2 separate regions of the Homo sapiens genome follow, and region 2 is linked to region 1. The links are chromatin contacts, found by Hi-C or POLR2A ChIA-PET in ENCODE. All regions are on one chromosome and are shown on one strand. Each heading gives the region's core, a stretch centred on a gene start or an enhancer-like site at or near the end of the contact. The rest is flanking DNA. Distances are from core to core; before and after follow the strand shown.

Region 1 (7,752 bases), core at 1,751-4,250:
TATTCATTTATATCTTTCCTTTTACAGGAAATCTCAAAATAGTTGTTTGTGCTCACCCCCATTTCTGCCTTCTTGCTCTTTCAAGAACACACTCCCATCAGGCTTTTGCTGCTGCTGTGGCCAAAACTGTCCTTACCAAGGTCAGTCCCCAAAGACCTCCCTGTGGCCCTCTAGTGCTGGGACAGCGCTCAGTCATCTTCTGTTCCCCACTCAGCACCTGATGGAGTGGCTCACCCTCCTCCCCAGCACATGCGCTGCCCTTGGCACTGGGACACACCCTCACCTGGTTCTGCTCCTCACCTGACTTCATCCTGGTACAACCGGGTTCTCTTCTCTGGCCACGCTCATCCCTGGGTGACCTCATCCAGGATCACAGCTTCAAATACCATCTCTATCCTGATAACACCCAAATGTGCACCTCCCACACACTGGACCTCAGTGCCTACATCCAGCTGCCTGCCTGACACTTCTGGGCTGTCTCGGAGGCATCTCACATGGCACACACAGGCACACACAGGGTTCTCATCTCCACCCTGAACCTGCTCCTCCCCCAGTCCTCTCCATCTCAGCAAATGGTTCCTCACCCTTCTAATTGCTCAGGCCAGAAACTTCCATGACCTCACTACTTCCATCCTGGTCCAAGCCACCATCCTATCTCGCCTGCGTCACTGCAGTGGCCTAACTGGTCTGCGATTCCTTCTCTCCACTGCACTTCTCACTGAAAGGGAAAACCAAAAACCAAAAGGCCCTAGGTGAGGGGGTTCCCAGTCAACGCTCCTCCTCCCCACTCCAGCCATACTGCCCTCCTCACCAGTCCTCTGAACACGCCAGTTAGTCCTCCCAGGGCCTCTGACTTGCTGTTCCCTTTGCTTTAAAGTTTCCCCCCCCCCCGAATTGCTATATGGTTCAACCCTCGCCTCCCTCATGTACTCAATTGTCATTTTTTTTTTTTTTAACAGAGTTTCGCTCTTGTCACCCAGGCTGGACTGCAATGGCGTGATCTCAGCTCACTGCAGTCTCCGCCTCCCGGGTTCTGGCAATTCTCTTGCCTCAGCCTCCCAGGTAGCTGGGATTAAAGGTGTCCACCACCACATCCAGCTAATTTTTGTATTTTCAGTAGAGACGGGATTTCACCATGTTGGCCAGACTGGTCTCAAAACTCCTGACATCAGGCGATCCATCCGCCCCGGCCTTTCAAAGTGCTGGGATTACAGGCATGAGCCACTGCGCCCTGCCATCATACAGTGGCCTTCTTTGACCACCCTAAATTGCATTATTCTCCATACCTATATACGTAGTGGGAGTTCATCCTGGAGCAGTATAAGGCCCTGTTCCCCAGAAGCATGGTCCAAAGCATGGCCCATATATATATAGTATGTATGGAGAATATATATATGTATAAATAGAGACAGAGTCTCACTATGTTGCCCAGGCTGGTCTCAAACACCTGGGCTCAAGCGAACCTCCCACCTCAGCCTCCCAAAGTGCTAGGGTTACAGGTGTGTGCCACCGCACCCAGCCTCTATTACATATTTTACTTACTTCCTGTGTTATCATCTTTCTACCCGCGGGCAACCCCCCCGCCACACACACACACACGCATTACAGAATTTCCATGAAGGTAAGATTTTTTAGTTTTATTACCCTGGGCACTAGGACAGTGTCTAGCACATATTAGGCACTCAATATTTATCAAATGAGTGAACTGTATGCTTTTCTTAGAGCTCTTTAAAGCAGACATGCGGCCCGGCGCAGTGGCTCACGCCCATAATCCCAACAGTTTGGGAGGCCAAGGCGGGTGGATCACTTGAGGTCAGGAATTCGAGAACAGCCTGACCAACAAGGTGAAACCCCGTCTCTACTAACAATATTTAAAAAAATAGCCGGGCGTGGTGGCGGGCACCTGTAATCCCAGCTACTTGGGAGGCTGAGGCAGGAGAATTGCTTGAACTCGGGGGGCGGAGGTTGCAGCGAGCTGAGATTGTGCCACTGCACTCCAGCCTGGGCAACAAGAGCGAAACTCCGTCTCAAACAAAACAAAATAAAACAGACATGGGCCGGACTCCGTGGCTCATGCCTATATTCCCAGAGTTTTGGGAGGCTGAGGCAGGAGGATCACTTAAGCCTAGAAGCTGGAGGCTGCGGTGAGCCTTGATTGTGCCACTGCACTCCAGCCAGGGCAACAGAGCAAGACCCTGTCTCAAAAAACAAAACAGTCATGATGTGATTATTAAGTTATATGTGCACGTAAGCGTCTTATCTCCCCAGCCATTCCCCCGCGGAGCCTGGCACAGAGCTGGGGGAACAGGTGCGGGCGCCTAACTGGACTCAGAAGGCGCACAGGGCGCACGGGACACTCGGGCCCACACACACACATCCTCAGCCGCAGGGACAACCACGGGCCGCGTAACACCAAAGAGACGGACTGTTGGATCCACGCTCGAAAGGATCCGCGGAGCCCACACGCGCCACCCGCCACCCCGCACGCCCCCGGGATTCGGAGCTCGAGGGCGGGGCCGGGGCCTGGAACCCTCGGGCCCGGGGGAGGAGATCAGAGCCGGGAGGGCAGCGGCCCCACGCTTGGGCCAGGCCGCCGGGTGGTGGCGTCCGAGTTATCTCCGGGACCCACCACCCCTGACACTCGGGCCGCCTAGCCCCGCCGCTGCGCCTGCAGGACCGCTTCTGCGGCCCTCGGAGCTGGCCCCTGCCCCAGTCCTGGGGTGCGGCTCCTCCCGGCCCGACGGGGCGATTGATGGGGCCCGCGTGGTGACGCCAGGGGCAGTTGGGACGCGCCGGCCGCCGCGTTCCGCTCCCGACAGGGGGCGCCCGGCACCGCCTGCCCGGCTGGACCCCGCCACCCTCGCGGTTCCGGCGTCCGGTAGGATACAGCATGAGCAGTCGCAGCTCCCGCTCTTTCTGCTTCATCTTCTTCAGAATGGTCAGGAGCCCCATGGTCCCCGGAGCCCCCTCCCGGCCGCCGTTTCTTCCCAGTCCCGGGACCCCGCTCCCGGTTCCTGTTGGCTATCACGCTCGCCGACGGCATAGTCGATTGGCCGGACGCTCGTTTGGTCCCGCCCTTGCCGCACGTGACCGCGAGGTCGCCCGCGCAGCTGCTGCGAGGGTCCCTCTAGCGGCGCGGGGGGTTTCTGTGCTGCCGCCCGCCCTGACGCTGCGCCTCCCGAGGGCTGAGGCTGGGGGAGCAAGGGCGACTCCCCCACCCTTTCCCCTGCCGGACTGGGGCTCTTGGCCGGAGCGGAAACCTTGAAGTTCCTGAGTTGCATCTTGGCTGCGTCTGACCTGAGAGTCAGAACCCAGGGCCCCCAGGTACGGACGAACTCATCCTGGGGCCAGTGTAGGCCCCCGTTCCCAGCAACACAGTCCAAATCCTGCTCATCTGGGCCCTCGGCATCATCCTCTGACAGAGCGGAAAGTTGGGCCTCCCCCTACCCGGCTCCGGTGGCTCTCAGTTCAGGGCGGCGGTGCCCCCTGGAGGCCGTTCGGAAACATGCGGGGCGTCCCTGGGTTCCAATGACGGAATTGCAGTCCCGCCCCAAAGGCTGCCCCCACCCAGAGGCCCAGCGTTTCCCTGTTCAGAAGCACAGTTCCTACTTTTGCAGATGGAAAAACTGAGGCCCAGATGGTGCTTAGCACAGTGGCTGGCATGTAGTAGGTGCTCAATAAATATTTGTTGTTGAATGAATGGCTTTGTCCAAGAGTTTCATTCTTTACTTTAGCGCTCAAGAAGTCCAGAAGAAGTGAGGAAATAGGTCAAGGACCAAGCCCTTTTGTAAACTCAGGAGACAGCCTTATTGCTGCAGGTAAGTGTGGATAGGCAGCACGGAAGAGCCTCTCTCATGCTTGGGAAAGAGCTGTCAGCACCAGCTGAGGACAATAGCTAACTCCTGTGTAACTGTTTGCAACGCACTTCACGTGTTCAGCTTCATCCTCCCTGCAACCCTGAGAGGTTTATATTCTTTTCGTAGCTATGATAATGGAATCCAGAGTGTTTAAGGAGCATGGGTGAGATTCAAACTCAGGTCTAGTAAATGGTAAAGCACAATGTCTTCATGCCTCCATGAAGTTTGCCTAGAGAGAGGTCTGGAAGAAGCTGGAGCTTCCCATCTTGCAGAAAGGGGCTTGTGGTCAGAGGAGGGCTGAACAGATAGGCTGCCTGAGTGGGACCCTTCGGTCAGCACCATTTACCCTCCATCACACACACACAAGGAAGAAAGTGAGCATATCGCCTACCCAGAGGCTTCGAAATGCAGCTAAGATCAAAATGGGAAATGCTGGCCGGGCGCCATGGCTCACGCCTGTAAACCCAGCACTTTGGGAGGCCGAGGCAGGTGGATCACGAGGTCAGGAGTTCAAGACCAGCCTGGCCAACATGGTGAAACCCCGTCTCTACTAAGAATACAAAAAATTAGCTGGGCGTGGTGGCGGCACCTGTAATCCCAGCTATTCGGGAGGCTGAGGCAGAGAATTGCTTGAACCCAGGAGACGGAGGTTGCAGTGAGCCGAGATTGTGCCACTGCACTCCAGACTGGGTGACAGAGTGAGACTCCGTCTCAAAAAAAAAAAAAAAAAAAAAAAAGAAATGTCTAGAGGTAGGAGCCTGCCATCCTGCTTCTAGGAGCCTGCACCACAGACATTCTGGCACTGCACAGGAACAACGAAGTTCACTGTGGCATGGTTTGGAACAGCAAGAAATTGGAAAAAACCTAAGTGCCTCCAGTGAGGGCAGGTTACCTGAGCCGGGGTAGGTGCATGTGAATTCATGAAGCCCTTAAAACAGTGAAGTGGGCCAGGCGCAGTGGCTCATGTCTAATCCCAGCACTTTGGAAGGCAGAGGTGAGTGGATTGCTTGAGCCCAGGAGTTCAAGACCAGCCTGGCCAACTTAGGGAGACTCCCATCTCTATAAAAAATACAAAAATTAGCCAGACATGCTCACTTCAACCCAGGAGGCGAAGGTTGCAGTGAGCTGAAATTGTGCCACTGCACTCCAGCCTGGGCGAAATTGTCTGTCTCAAAAAAAAAAAAAAAAATTAGGTGTAGTGGTGCACATCGGTAGTTCCAGCTACCTAGGAGGCCAAGGTGGGAACCAGGGAGGATAAGGCTGCAGTGAGCCGTGATCATGCCACTGCACTCTAGCTTTCATGACAGAGTTAGACCGTCTCAAAGAAACAGAAAACAGTGAGGTGGAGCTGTAAGATACCAGTGTGGAAAGATGTCCGCGCCATATTAAATGAAAAACAAAAACAAAAATTCAGTCCTCTTTTAGTTTTAAAAATAATATTAACTGGAAATATGCCCACTTAGCAATGTTTTTTAATCTATGAGATGCATTCCATTAAGGAAGTGGATTGTAAAATTAGTGTCACAAATAGGTTGAACTGTATGAAATTGCCCATATTTGACAGTTTTGATACACAGATGTATTTCAAATGGTTCAACCTAGTAGCATTAACAAAAATGAAATAGAATGAACAGAACTGAAAACATTACTACCTTTACCCACGTAGTAAAGCTAAGTAGCGTTTGGTGAAACATTTGTTTTAGATATTTATACAGATATGTGTACTTCTCACTGTGAATCACAGTCACAAAAGTTTGAAAATCAGGGCAATGAAGTTTGGGAGAACATAAAATTATTACCTTGGGTGTGTCTATATTTTCTTTTTTTCTTTGAGACAGAGTCTGGCTCTGTCACCCAGGATGGAGTGCAGTGGCACAATCCTGGCTCACTGCAACCTCTGCCTCCCAGGTTCAAGCTATTCTCCTGCCTCAGCCTCCTGAGTAGCTGGGATTACAGGCATGAGCCACCATGCGCGGCTAATTTTTATATTTTCAGTAAAGACAGGGTTTCACCATGTTGGCCAGCTGGTCACAAACTCCTGGCCTCAAGAGATTTGCCTTCCTCAGCCTCCCAAAGGGCTGGGATTACAGGTGTGAGCCACCGCACCCAGCCTCGGATTGTTTTATTTCCTACCAGTAGCATTGAAAGAACTTGTTCAAATGTCTGGCTTAAAGTCTTGCCTGTCCATGCTGTTGTTCCCAGGGGCCACATGGTAGAATTTCAGTGAATATAAATTAAAAAAATAAAAATAAACAACATCCAAGCTCTGTGAAAAAGGGGGAGTTCAGGAAGTAACTATGTTTAGCTTTTTTTTTTTTTTTTTTGAGACAGAGTCTTGCTCTGTCGCCCAGGCTGGGGTGCAGTGGCGCAATCTCAGCTCACTGCAAGCTCCGCCTCCCGGGTTCACACCATTCTCCTGCCTCAGCCTCCCGAGTAGCTGGGACTAAAGATGCCCGCCACTATGCCTGGCTAAGTTTTTGTATTTTTAGTAGAGACGGGGTTTCACCGCGTTAGCCAGGATGGTCTCGATCTCCTGACCTCGTGATCCGCCAGCCTTGGACTCCCAAAGTGCTGGGATTACAGGCGTGAGCCACCGCGCCCGGCCAACTATGTTTAACTTTTTAAACATATTTTAGAGACAGGGTCTCACTCTGTCACCCAGGCTGGAGTGCAGTGGCACAATCATGGCTCACTGCAGCCTCAAGCAGTCCTCCCACGTCAGTCTCCTGAGTAGCTGGGACTACAGGTGCATGCCATCAAGCCCGGCTAATTTTTTAAATTTTTTGTAGAGACGAGGGTCTCGCTGTGTTACCCGGGCTGGTCTTGAACTCCTGTGCTTAGGTGATCCTCTCACCTCAGACTTCCAAAGTGCTGGGATTACAGGCATGAGCCACCCCACTTGGCCTGTGTTTAACTTTTGAAGAACTGACTGTAGCTAGAAATTGGGTGGAGAGGCATTTAAAGACAAGTAAGGGGCCTCATTACGAGCTGTGTTTTCATTTGCCTCATGGAAAGGAGGAGAGCTCTTTTTTTTTCTTTTTTTTTTTTTTGAGACGAAGTTTTGCTCTTGTTGCCCAGGTTGGAGTGCAATGGCAAAATCTCGGCTCACTGCAACCTCCATCTCCCAGGTTCAAGCGATTCTCCTGCCTCAGCCTCCCAAGTAACTGGGATTACAGGTGTGCACCACCACACCTGGCTAATTGTGTATTTTTAGTAGAGACGGGGTTTCACCATGTTTGTCAGGCTGGTCTCAAACTCCTGACCTCAAGTCATCCACCTCGGCCTCCCAAAGTGCTGAGATTACAGGCAAGAGCCAATGCACCTGGCTTTTTTTCTTTCTTTTTTTTTTACTTTCAAGCAGAGGAGCAGAAGAGCACTCTTAAATAAAATCTTTGGGAAATACCTTTGGAAGAAAACTAGGAAAGAAGATGTATAGAGCTGTAGTTATATATAATTGTGAATATGAATATATATATATATTTTTTTTTCACAAGAAAGAATCGTGAAATTAAAATACCCAAATCGTGACATCTGTGAAACCTGCTTTTGAAGGGGAAACTTCTTAGGGCCGAGTAAGTGGCTTGTAACTTGAGGATAGAGATCTACAGCCTTTTAACAAGGCATGTTTACCCAACGTCTAGAAAGAAAAATTTGGCATTATTATTATTTTTAAGACAGGGTCTCACATTATTATTATTATTATTATTATTATTATTATTATTTTTGAGACAGGTTCTCACTCTATCACCCAGGCTGAAGTGAAGTGGCACAATCACGGCTCACTGCAGCCTTGATTTCCCTGGGCTCAGGTGATCCTCCCATCTCAGCCATCTGAGTAGCTGGGACTAAAGTTCTGTGCCACCACACGCAGCTAATTTTTGTATTTTTTGTAGAG
Region 2 (7,752 bases), core at 3,140-5,639, 390 kb before region 1:
TATCAGAAAGGCATGCTCTTTCTGGTATCTCGTGCCTGCAAAGGAGACCAGAACGAGGGGCACAGGACCCCAGGTAGGGCCCTGCCTGGCTCCCTCCATTCCTGATTCAACCAGGGAGGTGTGGTGGGGGCCCTCACCGTGTTTCTGTCCCGGTTCAATCCAGGGAGGCCCCTCCTACCCTCCTCAGAGTGGTGGCCCAGCCTGGTATTGGGGGATGGAGCACCAGCAGGAGGAAGGTGGGAAACTGGTCATCCAAGTCCGGGGGGTGGAGCACTAGCAGGAGGAAGACGGAGACTGGTCACCCAAGTCCAGGGAAGAGGCCAAAGGCACACACTGGAGCTTCAGGTCCCAAACCTCAATCCTTGGTCCTCTACCACTGGAGCTGCCACTGGGCACTTCAGAACAGGGACACTGCCCATCTTGAGGTGGGCACAAAGGCATGTTTCTAGGTGAGGGTGGCAGCTGCAGCTTGATCGGATGGTCCTGAGAGAGCAGCAGGGCCCAGCATCCGGGGGAAGGGAGGGCAGGCTGCAGAGGAGCCCTACAGGAGGCCCTGGCCAGCTTTGCACAGCCCGGGCATGGCCCCGGGCCCAAAAGTCACTTCTCCGTGGTCTGAGAAACCTGCTGAGGCAGCCCTCCCCACGTGGTGACCCATGAGACTGTTGCAGCCGGCGCCTGCCCCTCAGGAGGACAGTGCCGGGCCAGGGCCCCCAGTCGCCCTCCTCCTGCCGGGTGCAGCGTCCTCAGCCCTGCTCCAGGCTGTCGCCGGGCTGCACCACGGTGTAGCTCCCCTGGCCCAAGGACAGCTGCCGGCTGAAGAAGGATGTGGTGCGCTTCGGCTTCACTCGCCTGATCCCCTTGCCTGCGAGGGAATGGGAGGGCACACTGAGCAGAGGCGCTGTCCCTGTGTGAGGGGGCTCAGGCCCAGGAAGCCAGGTTCTGGCTCCAGCGCGACGGCTCCTTCCAGAGCCTGGTCAGACTGAGCTCCCCTCATCCGAGCCTCAGCCCCGCTCAGCATGCTACAGTATACCCCAAGCAGCGCTCCCTAACACTGCCGACCTAAGGTCATCACAGACAAGGAGGGTCCTTCATAGCCAAGAGAAGCCTGGGGAGACGTGACAACTAAATGCAGTGTGGGGTCCTGGTGGGATCCTGGCACAGAGGGATGTCTGGAAAACACTATGGAAATCTGACTAAGGTAGGCACTTTGGCTAATAATGGCAATACCGGGTCATTAATTAAAACAAAAGTACCATATTGCTGTAAGATGTTAGTTTTTGGTTTTTTTTGGGTTTGTTTTTTTTTGTTTGTTTTGAGACGGAGTCTCGCTCTGTCGCCCAGGCTGGAGTGCAGTGGCACTATCTCGGCTCACTGCAAGCTCTGCCTCCCAGGTTCACACCATTCTCCTACCTCAGCCTCCTGAGAAGCTGGGACTACAGGCGCCCGCCACGGCGCCCAGCTAATTTTTTGTATTTTTAGTAGAGACGGGGTTTCACCGTGTTAGCCAAGATGGTCTCGATCTCCTGACCTCGTGATCTGCCTGCCTCGGCCTCCCAAAGTGCTGGGATTACAGGCGTGAGCCACTGCGCCCGGCCTTTTGTTTTGTTTTGAGATGGAGTCTTGCTCTGTCACCCAGGCCGCAGTGCAATGGCACGATCTTGGCTCACTGCAACCTCCACCTCCTGGGTTCAAGCAATTCTCCTGCCTCAGCCTCCTGAGTAGCTGGGACTACAGGTGTGCGCCACCACGCACACTAATTTTTGTATTTTTAGTAGAGACGGGGTTTCACCATGCTGGCCAGGATGGTCTCGATCTCTTGACCTCATGATCCACCCATCTTGGCCTCCAAAAGTGCTGGGATTACAGGCGTGGGCCACTGTGCCTGGCTAATTTTTGTATTTTTGGTAGAGACAGGTTTCACCACGTTGGCCAGGCTAGTCTCAAACTCCTGACTTCGTGATCCACCTGCCTTGACCTCCCAAAGTGCTGGGATTACAGGTGTGAGCCACCATGTCCCGCCTTTGTGGTTTTTTTTTTGAGACAAGCTGTGTTGCTCAGGCTGGAGTGCAGTGTTACAATCACGGCTCACTGCAGCCTTACCTCCTAAGCCTAGGTGATCCTCCCACTTCAGCATCCCCAATAGCTGGGACTACAGGTGTGAGCCATGGCTAAGGTTTTTTTAGTTTGTGTAGAGACAGGGTCTTGCTCGATTGCCCAGGCTGATCTCGAACTCCTGGCCTCAGGTGAGCCTCCTGCCTCTGTCTCCCAAAGTACTGAGATTACAGGTGTGAGCCTAGCCAAGACGTTAATAAATTTTTCTTTTTCTTTTTTTTTTTTTGCGACAGGGTCTCACTCTGTCACCCAGGCTGGACTGCAGTGTTGTGATCCTAACTCACTGAAGCCGTAACCCTCTGGGCTCAGGTGATCCTCCCATCTCAGCCTCCCAACTAGCTGGGACTTCAGGCGTGAGCCACCATGCCCTGCTAATCTTTTAAATAGAGATGCGGTCTTGCTATGTTGCGCAGGCTGGTCTTGGACTCCTGGACTCAAGCAATCTGCCTGCCTCGGCCTCCCAAAGTGTTGGGATTACAGCCATCTCACCTGGCCAGATTGTTAATTTTAAAAAGTCAAGCAACAGAAGAAAAATGAGCAAAAGAAATCATCAGTAATTCAGGAAGGAAATCTAAATATGATCAAGCACGTAAAAATTTGCAATCGGCCGGGCACGGTGGCTTATTCCTGTAATCCTAGCACTTCAGGAGGCTGAGGCGGACAGATCACCTGAGGTCAGGAGTTCGAGACCAGCCTGGCCAACATGGCGAAACCCTGTCTCTACTAAAGATACAAAAATTGATCGGGCATGGTGGTGGGCGCCTGCAATCCCAGCTACTTGCGAGGCTGAGGCAGGGAGAATCACTTGAACCCGGGAGGCAGAGGTTGCAGTGAGCTGAGATCATGCCATTGCACTCCAGCCTGGGCAACAGAGCAAGACTGTCTCAAAAAAAAAAAAATTTCCAATCTCATTGTGTTCAAACACCAGCCCAGACAAGTTCCCTTTGGCTCGGAATGATTACACCCATTGTGGGTGAGGGCATGGGAGGCAGACACCATCTTCTCTGCTGGGGAGGGTACACCTGGGCACAACTTCTCTGGAAGGTGGCAGGTATGAAAAGCCTCTTCAAAATCAGCATATCGGCCAGGCACGGTGCTCACATCTGTAATCCCAGCACTTTGGGAGGCTGAGGTGGGAGGATCATTTGATCCCAGGAGTTTTGAGACCAGCCTGGGCAACATAGTGAGACGCTGCCTTGACAAAGAATTTAAAAATTAGCCAGGAGTGGTGGCTCATGACCTTAGTCCCACCTACTCAGGAGACTGCAGAAGGACTGCTTGAGCACGGGAGGTTGAGGCTGCAGTGAGCCTTGACTAGGCCATTGCACTCCAGTCTAGGCACTAGAGTGAAATCCTATTTAAAAAAAAAAATCTGCACACTTTTACATTAGCAAGGCCATTTCTAGGAAAGTATCCTGAGGAAACATTTCAGATTCTAAGGAAGGACTTTCCTGTAGGTGTGCTGTTTAGAAGAGCTGAACGCTGAAAACTGTAATGCCCACAAGCAGAGGACTGGGTCAAAATGAGCGTGCTAAAACCATGCCAAGGAATGCCACACAGTGGTCCAAATTACATTGTAGAAAAAGTTTGCTTTTTCTGATTATAAAACTTATTCTAGGGCTGGGCGCGGTGGCTCACGACTGTAATCCCAGCACTTTGGGAGGCCAAGGCGGGCGGATCACCTGAGGTCGGGAGTTGGAGACCAGCCTGACCAACATGGAGAAACTCCGTCTCTACTAAAAATACAAAATTAGCTGGGCGTGGTGGTGCAAGCCTGTAATCCCAGATACTTGGGAGCCTGAGGCAGGAGAATCGCTTGAACCCGGGAGGTGGAGGTTGCGGTGAGCCGATATCGCACCATTTCACTCCAGCCTGGGCAACAAGAGTGAAACTCCGTCTCCAAAAAAAAAAAAAAGAAAAAACAATTATTCTAAAAATTACAAGACTATAAAAATGACATGTTCATTGTAACAGATTTACGTGCTCCAAGAAGTACAAAGAAAAAGTCAAAGCTACAGCCGCTGACGGCCACAGCTGGGCCCGCCCTCCTCATGCGCATGGCTGCACACATGCTGTCCTGTTACTCATTTCCTTTTTTTTTTTTTTTTGAGACAGAGTCTCGCTCTGTCGCCCAGGCTGGAGTGCAGTGGCGCGATCTCCGCTCACTGCAAGCTCCGCCTCCCAGGTTCACGCCATTCTCCCGAGTAGCTGGGACTACAGGCACCCACCACCACGTCTGGCTAATTTTTTTTCTTTTTGTATTTTTAGTAGAGACAGGGTTTCACCTGTTAGCCAGGATGGTCTCGATCTCCTGACCTCGTGATCTGCCCACCTTGGCCTCCCAAAGTGCTGGGATTACAGGCGTGAGCCACCACGCCTGGCCATTTCTTTTTACTGAATATTATTTTGTGAACATCTTGCCATGTAAAATGTAGATCTCTGGCCGGGTGCGGTGGCTCACACTGTAATCCCAGCACTTTGGTAGTCCAAGGTGAGCAGATCACTTGAGGTCAGGAGTTTGAGACCAGCCTGGCCAACATGGCGAAACCCCGTCTCTACTAAATATACAAAACTTAGTTGGGCGTGGTAGCTCACCCCTGTAATCCCAGCTACTAGGGAGGCTGAGGCAGGAGAATCGCTTGAACCCAGGGTGCGGAGGTTGCAGTGAGCCAAGATCACACCATTGCACTCCAGCCTGGGTGACAGAGCGAGACTCTGTCTCTAAATAAATAAATAAATAAATAAATAAATAAATAAATAAATGTAGATCTTTGTTACTGCATTAAAAAACTTTTTATCATGGAATAATTCTAGATTTCTAGGAAAGCTGTAAAGGTGTAGAGAGTTCCAGAATACCGCCACAACTTCTCCCGATGACAGCATGTTCTGTCACCACATCAGAGCTAAGGAATGAACACTGACACAGTATCTGTTAACTAAAATTCTTTTGGACTTCAATAGTTTTTCCACAAATGTCCTCTCTTCCAGGATCTGACACAAGATGCATTTAGGGTATTCCTTTTTATTATTTATTTATTTATTTATTTATTTGAGACGGAGTTTCGTTCTTGTTGCCCAGGCTGGAGTGCAGTGGCGTGATTTTGGCTCACTGCAACCTCCACCTCCTGGGTACAAGCGATTCTCCTGCTTTCAGCCTCCCAAGTAGCTGGGACTACAGGCGACCACCACCACATCCAGCTAATTTTGTATTTTTAGTAGAGAAGAGTTTTCTCCATGTTGGTCAGACTGGTCTCGAACTCCCGACCTCAGGTGATCCACCCGCCTTGGTCTCCCAATGTGCTAGGATTACAGGCGTGAGCCACTGCGCCCGGCCAGGGTATTCCTTTTTAAAAACAGGGTCTCGGGCTTGGTGTGATGTTTCACGCCTGTAATCCCAGCACTTTGGGAGGCCAAGGCAGGTGGATCACGAGGACAGGAAATTGAGACCATCCTGGCTAACACGGTGAAACCCCATCTCTACTAAAAACAAAAAATTAGGGCCGGGTGCAGTGGCTCACACCTGTAATCCCAGCACTTTGGGAGGCCAAGGCGGATGGACCACAAGGTCAGGAGATCGAGACCATCCTGGCTAACACGGTGAAACCCCGTCTCTACTACAAATACAAAAAAGTAGCCGGGCGTGGTGGTGGGCGCCTGTAGTTCCAGCTACTTAGGAGGCTGAGGCAGGAGAATGGCGTGAACCCAGGAGGTGGAGCTTGCAGTGAGCCAAGATCGCGCCCACTGCACTCCAGCCTGGGCGACAGAGTGAGACTCTGTCTCAAAAAAAAAAAAAAAAATTAGCCGGGTGTGGTGGCACACACCTGTAGTCCCAGCTACTCGGGAGGTTGAGGCAGGAGAATCACTAGAACTGGGGAGGCGGAGGTTGCAGTGAGCCGAGATCATGCCACTGTACTCCAGCCTGGGCGACAGAGTGAGACTCCGTCTCAAAAATAGTTAACTAATTAATTAATTAAAAAAAATATATATATATAGGGTCTCATCGTTGTCACCCAGGCTGGAGTGCAGTGGTACAATCGTAGCTCACTGCAAACCTCCAACTCCTGGGCTCAGAGATACTCCTGCCTCATCAGCCTCCCAAGAAGGTGAGACTACAGGCATATACCACCGTGCTCAGCTAAGTTTAAGTATATTTTGTAGAGACAGGGTCTCACTCTGTTGTCCAGGCTGGTCTTGAGCTCCTGGGCTCAAGTGATCCTCTTTGTCTTGGTCTCCCAAAGTACTGGGATTACAGGTGTGAGACACTGCACCCGGCCTGGGTACTGTATTTTTACCAGCTGCACTCAACACCCCAAGATGTGGTCACAGCAGTGATTTACCCAACGCTTTATTTATTTATTTATTTATTTTTGAGACGGAGTCTTGCTCTGTCTCCCAGGCTGGAATGCAATGATGCAATCTCGGCTCACTGCAACCTCTGCCTGCTGGGTTCAAGCGTTTTTCCTGCCTCAGCCTCCCGAGTAGCTGGGATTACAGGCGCCTGCCATACACCTCGCTACTTTTTTTGTATTTTTAGTAGAGACAGGGTTTCACCATGTTGGCCAGCCTGTTCTTGAACTCCTGACCTCAGGTGATCCTCCTGCCTTGGCCTCCCAAAGTGCTGGGATTACAGGCGTGAGCCACCGCGCCCCACCTACCCAACACTTCAGTAACAGATGTTGAGTCGTTTCCCGGATCACATCCTGGACAATGCTGCAGAACGTCTGTGACGCAGCAGTGAGAAGGGACAGGAAAGGCACTATGGCCAAGGCCCGGGCTCGGCCTGCTCACAGCTGTGTCCTGAGATGGAGGCCAGCTCACACTGGGTCTGGAGCTGCTCTGCAATGCCCTGTCCTCAGGAACTCCCCCCGGTGTGTGCACGCGCATGCGTGTTTGTGTGTGCACATGCACAGAAGGGCTGCTCACCGTCCTCCACGTAGTCGATGGTGGAGAGATGCTGGATCCGGCTGGACACCACACTGCCCTGCCTCCGCAGCTTGGGGCGCTGAACAGGAGCCAGTGAGGAGCTGGGGTCCGAGGGCGAGCCAGTCGCACTGTCCTGGGGGCCTGCGGGCTCCGCCGCCTGGCTCAGTTCGATGCAGTACTCAATGAGACTGCTCATCAGTTCGGCCTGGGGAGGAGGGGGCAGTGTGAGGCCTGGCCAGGGCCCCCTTCCATGCCTGTTGCTGAGCCTGAAATGAGCTCTGCTCTCTGGTTGGGGAAGCAGGGGAGGGGACACACATCACTCAGGAGGGAGGGAGCAGGGAGGCAGGGGAGGTGTCCCACTTGGGTGACTGTGAAGGTGAGTCCTGGTGGATGAGGAGGGGTCTCCAGATCTGGGAGTTCAGGTGGGAAAGAAAGAACATTCTGGTCAGAAGGCACAGCCCAGGAAGGCTGACTCCATGGGCAGAAGCAGGTGGGGAGGGAGGGGGTAGGGAGCCAGCTGCTGCAGAGAGGACGAAGAGTGGGGAAGCGGGGCGGGGAGGCGGGTGGTGCTGGCTGGGAGGAAAACCTGCAGCCAGGAGGAAGGGGCGCGATGTCACCAGGGCAGGGGCGGGCGGCTCCCTGCCAGCACGTTCTTCAAAAGTGACTCCTACTCAACAGGTGTGAAGCATGAGGCACACTGACAGAAAAGATGCAGCA

Evidence for each region. A loop is a pair of places that touch in the nucleus more often than their neighbours do. ChIA-PET counts read pairs that join two places held with the same protein, here RNA polymerase II (POLR2A). Pooled maps may share reads with other maps.
Region 2: a pooled map shows a loop between it and region 1 (4-fold over the local background). The contact joins the enhancer-like site here to the promoter of ARL2-SNX15 in region 1. A Hi-C loop is called at or near these places in 4 of 50 pooled maps. POLR2A ChIA-PET finds 5 or more read pairs at or near these places in 3 of 52 experiments (H1, activated CD4-positive, alpha-beta T cell and common myeloid progenitor, CD34-positive).

What each region holds. Positions count from the first base shown.
Region 1 is chr11:65,009,408-65,017,159 of GRCh38, reverse strand. ARL2-SNX15 (ARL2-SNX15 readthrough (NMD candidate)) reads right to left here and starts at 3,000. Exons shown (of 11, transcript NR_037650.2): 1 at 2,888-3,000. It overlaps ARL2 (ARF like GTPase 2), which reads right to left and starts at 3,000. Exons shown (of 5, transcript NM_001667.4): 1 at 2,888-3,000. The coding sequence starts at 2,952. RefSeq lists a silencer at 2,394-3,153.
Region 2 is chr11:65,404,352-65,412,103 of GRCh38, reverse strand. It overlaps FRMD8 (FERM domain containing 8), which reads right to left. Exons shown (of 11, transcript NM_031904.5): 10 at 7,036-7,240; 11 at 1-862. The coding sequence ends at 744. Among named protein-coding and RNA genes, the nearest start is that of NEAT1, 15 kb to the left of the region's middle. RefSeq lists an enhancer at 7,357-7,752. Within about 2 kb of position 4,389, at least 2 of the 41 ENCODE cell types and tissues checked have a DNase peak (open chromatin) inside an H3K27ac peak, as active enhancers do.